Linked DNA regions of Mus musculus: region 2 is linked to region 1. Evidence: chromatin loops called from intact Hi-C (ENCODE). Cell type or tissue: left cerebral cortex. All regions are shown on one strand. Each heading gives the region's core, and the rest is flanking DNA. Links, peaks and the distances in the headings are about the cores only.

Region 1 (2,919 bases), core at 183-2,682:
TATTCTCACCATTTTGATAAAAGAGAAAGTGGAAAACTAGGAAGAGTAGCTTACTTGCCAAAAGTAGATAAGTCTACAACTGCATGGGTGCTGTGGACTTGAAGCCATCAAGTTTAGCATAATGATAAACCATGACTTGATCCTATTTCTCCACTAGAAGCCCTTTCCCTGAGTTCACTCTTTAGAACTCTCAGTCAGCAGGGAACACAATCAGACCAGTGAAAGTGTAGAAAGCCTTAGGTCATGGCCAGTCACCAAGGTAACCCAGTATAGCTGGGTTGCCAGTGCATTGCCAAGGGGTACAGAGAGTCAAGGGGCTCCTCCCTGGGCTTCGTGCTGCCACCAATGAAAGCAGCAGAAAGGGCAAGCCTACAGTGTTGTCCTGCATGTGTTCTAGTGTCTGACCTATGAGAACAGTTAACAACCAGCATCAAGGATGATTCCGTTCCAGGATTTCCTTGGTTGTTAGGGGGGAGCTTCCATGGCTGTGCCCATGGTTATAAAAAGTGCATTGCCCAAGATGCCAACAAGCCTATTTTCTTTGTATCTAAGCATTCTCTATAGAGACAGAAAATGTTTCTATACAATTTTCTCCATATCAACAAATGGACTTGATCCTTGCTCCCAAGCACTTTCACTTTTCTGGAGTTCAGGGTAAAAGCAGGAAAATCAAGTCCTATTTTTATCTTTGTGGTTACTTTGAAACCAGCTGTCTTTGCCTGTTTTAGCTAATAACCAAGCAGGCAGTGTGGGCTCTCCTCCTCTCCCTGCTTCATCTGGTTTTGTTGTTATTGTTTGTTTGTTTTTCCTTTTGTTTTTTCCTTGCTTGCCATTACTTACTTCTGCCCAGAGATTATGTTCTCCATTCCACTAGCTCTGCCTTTGCTGGCAGGATGGGAGCAGTGATCATAGCACGCTGATAGGTATTCAGAACTGTGCTGACCCTAAGGGAAGGACTCAGAAATGGGAAAGTGAAACTTCAGGGGCAGCCTCCAGAAAGGCACTAAAGACTTGAAGATCTACAGTGGACCAAAAACACCATGCAGACTTTCAGGGACAGCAACATTTCTCTCTGTGGTTCTTCAAATAAAATATAGACAAGCACTCAGAGGCTGGATTTCTATAACCTCCCATCCTCTGACATCCTCTAGGCTCAGATCCACCCTAAACACACGTTCACTGGTTGTACTGAAAAGGATGAATGGTTCATCTTAATGCCATCTAGCTACAAAAAAGTAATTTAAACTTGAACACACACACATCTTTCATTGTATTTCAGTAACAGTATTACCTAGTAGCTCTGTCATAAACGATGACGTATAGGGAACTCATTGCAATATAGAGATAATAGTACGCATCATAAAAATAAAGAACCAGCTTTGCTCACCAAATTCAGATCGGACTCTGAACATTGCCATGAGAGGCCAGCAGGGAGAGAGTTTAGCTTGAGGATTCAAACATTGATTTTTCTCATGGCAGGAAGTCCTTCCTGTACCAGGTCCTGGAAGATGCTTCCAGGCAGCAAAGTCGCTAGTCGTGCCACACATGAGCTTGAGCTGAGTTAACAGAAACTGTTTGCATTCGTGAATGAAGCTGGCTCAGAAAGGTTCAGAAACGAAATCCTCTGCTCTGCAGAAGATTGACATTGGAGTCTCAGACACACACTCCCTCACATCATCTTAGAAGGTAGTCCAGAATTTACTGGGAAATGTCTGGGAAGGTTTTGATTCAAGTTATTCTTTGAAAATTTGGGCAAGTAGTTTCTGTGCCTATTTTTTGAAGGACTGTGCCAAAATATGCTTCCCTTGCCTGGATGTTGTAAGTAGTAGAGATAATATATGGCTACACTTTTCAGATTAGGCTGGCAAATTCCAAGGAGTATTTGGCAGTATACTTAGGAGTATGGGAGGCCATGGCATAAACACAGGGCATGTTCCCAGTGTTTCTGTTTTACTCAATGGCAAATCACTTACAACCTATTTTTATATTAAGCCAAACAGAGAGCTTTACTGAGTAGAAAGAAAAATCTACTGCCATTTTTAAAGCTCAGAGTGATGAGGAATTTCCGAGATAGCAGGCAGCTGCTGCATGGTCTATACCTCTCATTCCTGAAGAATGCACAGTCTATACCTCTCATTCCTGAAAGATGCACAGTCACTTTCTTTGTCTTCATGAGACTTCAGGAGAAGATATGAAAAGCCCCGTGTGCAGGAAAGACCTAGCATGGAGACCAGTCCTGCAATGGGTTCAGTGCAGCTCTCTGGCTTTATCAGAGAAATGTGCTTGTGTGGTGGGCAGAGGGAACTCTCAACTGGTCCAAGTGCAGAGAAACGGTGTCTGTGGAGTGCTCAGCCACAAGTGAGGCATCTGGATCTCACACCTTCCCTTGCTCAGGAATCATCACAGAAGAGGTAGCAGAAATATTTCAAAGAGCTAGAGGTTTGGAAGGACCAGAGCAAAACTGTGGCTTCTGAACATGGCAGGAACGCTGCTCGCATGAACTCATAGCAACTACGGTTGCCTACACAAGCCCTGCACAGATCAAGTAAGGCGGCATTCCAGCCTAAAGGGGAAAGAGCTTTGTGAAGAGCTATGAACAGTTAGTGGCTTGTGAGAAGTTTGGTTTTCTTTGAGTGTGTTGTTTCTGGTAGGTCACACACACTCCAGTGGATGATACCCATACCCAGAAGTATATGAACAGAAATATATGAAATTGGAGCTTATGAGTATTAATTAAAAACAAAAGATGGTACAAATTTGGGGAATGTAGGGTGTTCCAAGTGGATCTGGGAGGAGTTAAGGAGAGGAGTTAGGGGTGTACATAATCAAAGTACATTGTATGAAATTCTCAAAAGCTTAATTAAAATGTTTACTTAACAGAAACAAGCATTTTTAAAAGACATGCTTTGGAGTTTGACC
Region 2 (2,919 bases), core at 277-2,776, 800 kb before region 1:
CTGCCCCACTTGGGAATCCATCCCATAAACAACCACCAAACCCAGATACCATGGCAGAGGCCAACAAGATCCTGCTGACAGGAGCCTGATATAGCTGCCTCCTGAGGGCCTTTGCCAGTGCCTGTCAAATACAGAAGTGGATACTCACAATCATCCATTAGATAGAGCACAAGGTCTCCAGTGAAAGAGCTGGAAAAAGTACCCAAGGAGCTAAAGGGGTCTGAAGCCCCTTAGGAGAAACATCAATATGAACCAACCAGTACCCCCAGAGCTCCTTGGAACTAAACCACCAATCAAAGAAAACACATGGTGGGGCATGTGGCTCTAGCTGTATATGTAGCTGAGCATGACCTAGTTGGTCATCAATGGGAGGAGAGGCCCTAGGTCCTGTGAAGGTTCTATGCCCCAGTATAGGGGAAGACCAGGACTTGTAATGGGAGTGGGTTGGGGAGCAGGGGAAGGGGGGAGGGGATAGGGGTTTTTGGAGGGGAAACTAAGAAAGGGATAACATTTGAAATGTAAATAAAGAAAATATCTAATAAAATACACACTAAATCTCTACAAAACCAGAAAATATTAAGAACTAAAAGCCACACAGGGAATTCTATGGAATAATCTAAATAAATATCATTCTAACACTTTGCTTGCCTTACCACAGTGATGCAGTTTCATTGTTTTCTAAATGTCAGCTGTCTTAGAAGAGCATTTGGCTGATGCTAAATTTATGATCAGATGCCCTAGTAATTCTCAATAGTGTAAACAGTCTACATCACCAAATAAGGACAAATCGAACCAACGTGCAGATCAGGTTTTCAGTTCATCAAGCATTTTAGCACTATCATGTTAAAATGTTTAATATTGCATTTTCTACTTCTTGCAGTTGTATGTGCAGGTTCTGTATACATGTTCATGTATGTGCAAGTACACATGGTTGTGTGGGTGTATATGTTCATTTGTGCGTACGTGAATAGAAGCCAGAGTACAATCTCAGAGGCCATTTCTGCAGCACTATCCACTGTTTTTGTTGTTGTTTTAAGGGTTTTTATTTGTTTTCTTCTTCTTCTTCTTCTTCTTCTTCTTCTTCTTCTTCTTCTTCTTCTTCTTCTTCTTCTTCTTCTTCTTCTTCTTCTTCTTCTTCTTCTTCTTCTTCTTCTTTTTTTAAGACAGGTTATCTCAATTCACCCAAAACTCACCAAGAAAGCTGCAGTGCCTGGTTAGAGAGACCCGAGCTGTTGCTGCCTTCTCATTGTTGTGATTGTGAGCACATATCATTGTGCTGTTTTGTTTTGTTTTATTTTGACCTTGTGCTCTTAGAACCATGCTTTACTGACTAACCTATCTCAGTCTTGTTTTATATAATTTTTAGTTAAAATGTTTTAATTGATCATACTAGTGGCAGCCACTGACATTTTCACAACATATATAAAGTATGCACTGGTCGAACTCAGCCTCCTTTATTCGTCCCACACAACTTTCGCCATACCTACTCCTCAACAGTCACGTCTGATGCTTGCTGCTTTCAGGTCTGAGGGAAAGCATGCAGTCCTTGGTTTTCTGTGTCTGGCTTATTTCATTTAACATAATGTTTCTCGTCTGTATTTTAATGTATTTTGAGATAGCATTTCATTCTTCTCTATGACTGAGTAATATTATGTTATATAGAGGTACAAAATGTTCTTTATCAGTTCATCATTTATGGCCACCTGGGTTGGGTCCATCTCTTAGGAGCTATGTCGATGCTGCAGTTATATATGGCCATGCATCTTGTTCACTCTGCTGGTTTCATTTCTTTAGATGTATACCCGAGTGATGAAATAGCTGCTTCATATGGCAGATCCATTTTTATCATAACTCTGTGAGGCAGTTTCCTGCATCCAATTTCTTTTAGGAACAAAGAAAGAAGGCTGAGAATTTTGAAGTAACAGATGAAGATGGACTATGTAATAAGGAGTAGTCATCACTCAGATCCAGTTTTCCTGGTGGAAGTCTTAGATCCTTTCTGCTACTTGTTCCTTTATCATCTCTAATTAAATACCAACAATGAATATTATTTTCTTATTAAATAAGGAAGATTTGGTTTGGAGCCAAATGGAAATTATTTATCAACAACTTTGGTCAACAGGGTGAGAAAAGTTCAGAAGAGAAAAAAATGACCCCAAGAACAATTTTTCAAAGTATGATCCTGACAATCCAAGAAATATAAGCAAGAGAATAAGCATCTTCCCAAGAATTGGTGCAAACAACTGCAAAGTCATACTCTGACACTGTAAAGTACATATCAAAGTATTCTCCAAATTTACCAGAGGGGGAAGTAAAGTTCCTTTCTACTTGAAGAGCTTCATCATTTCAAAAGTCTAAGTTTGGAGAGGAGTATTGGTGGATTGTTTTGTCTTGTTGGAGAGTGTTTAATCTTATGTTGCCCAGGCCCTGGAATTAACTGCTAAAAACATTCTAAATTAATTTGCAACAATTCTCCATCCTCCTGTCTTTTCCATCCAAATTCTGGGAACACAAGAGTGCACTTCCACACCAAATTGAGTAATTTACTCTATAGAGCATGATTGTATTATAATTTTTACATTTTCGTAGGACACCCTCAAGTATTCTCATATTAAATGAAAAAGGAAGGGACTTATAAATTCTATATTTCATATTAAACTTTCCAAAGAAATTCAAAAGACTTGCTCTTGGTCATCTCTGAACAGAATGATAAGTGTGGTCTGGCATAGTTAGGATTGGATTATCCCAAAAAATAAATTATCTTACTGACCTCAGGGACGTACATCCTAAAAAAAAAAAAAAATCCTCCATTATACGTAGAATTCTATTTTAAGAGTGTGTCATATGAGTGGTAGGTGTTTGACACAATGACTAAGGTCTGGAAAATATTTGGATATGAAATGGAGAAAATTAGGTTTT

Evidence for each region. Hi-C counts contacts between places; a loop is a spot of excess contacts. Peaks named below come from ENCODE experiments on the same cell type or tissue, not always from the same donor. Only the 100,000 strongest peaks of a DNase experiment are listed, where the experiment ranks them.
Region 2: a loop joins it to region 1, with 2.8 times the contacts of the local background. A loop is called at or near these places in 2 of 42 quality-filtered maps.

Annotation. Positions count from the first base shown.
Region 1 is chr2:109,612,816-109,615,734 of GRCm38, forward strand. No RefSeq gene overlaps it. Among named protein-coding and RNA genes, the nearest start is that of Bdnf, 79 kb to the right of the region's middle. In left cerebral cortex, for the core only: no CTCF peak of the experiment used is centred there; DNase peaks (open chromatin) are centred at 1,633 and 1,827.
Region 2 is chr2:108,808,951-108,811,869 of GRCm38, forward strand. No RefSeq gene overlaps it. Among named protein-coding and RNA genes, the nearest start is that of Gm39905, 71 kb to the right of the region's middle. In left cerebral cortex, for the core only: no CTCF peak of the experiment used is centred there; a DNase peak (open chromatin) is centred at 1,809.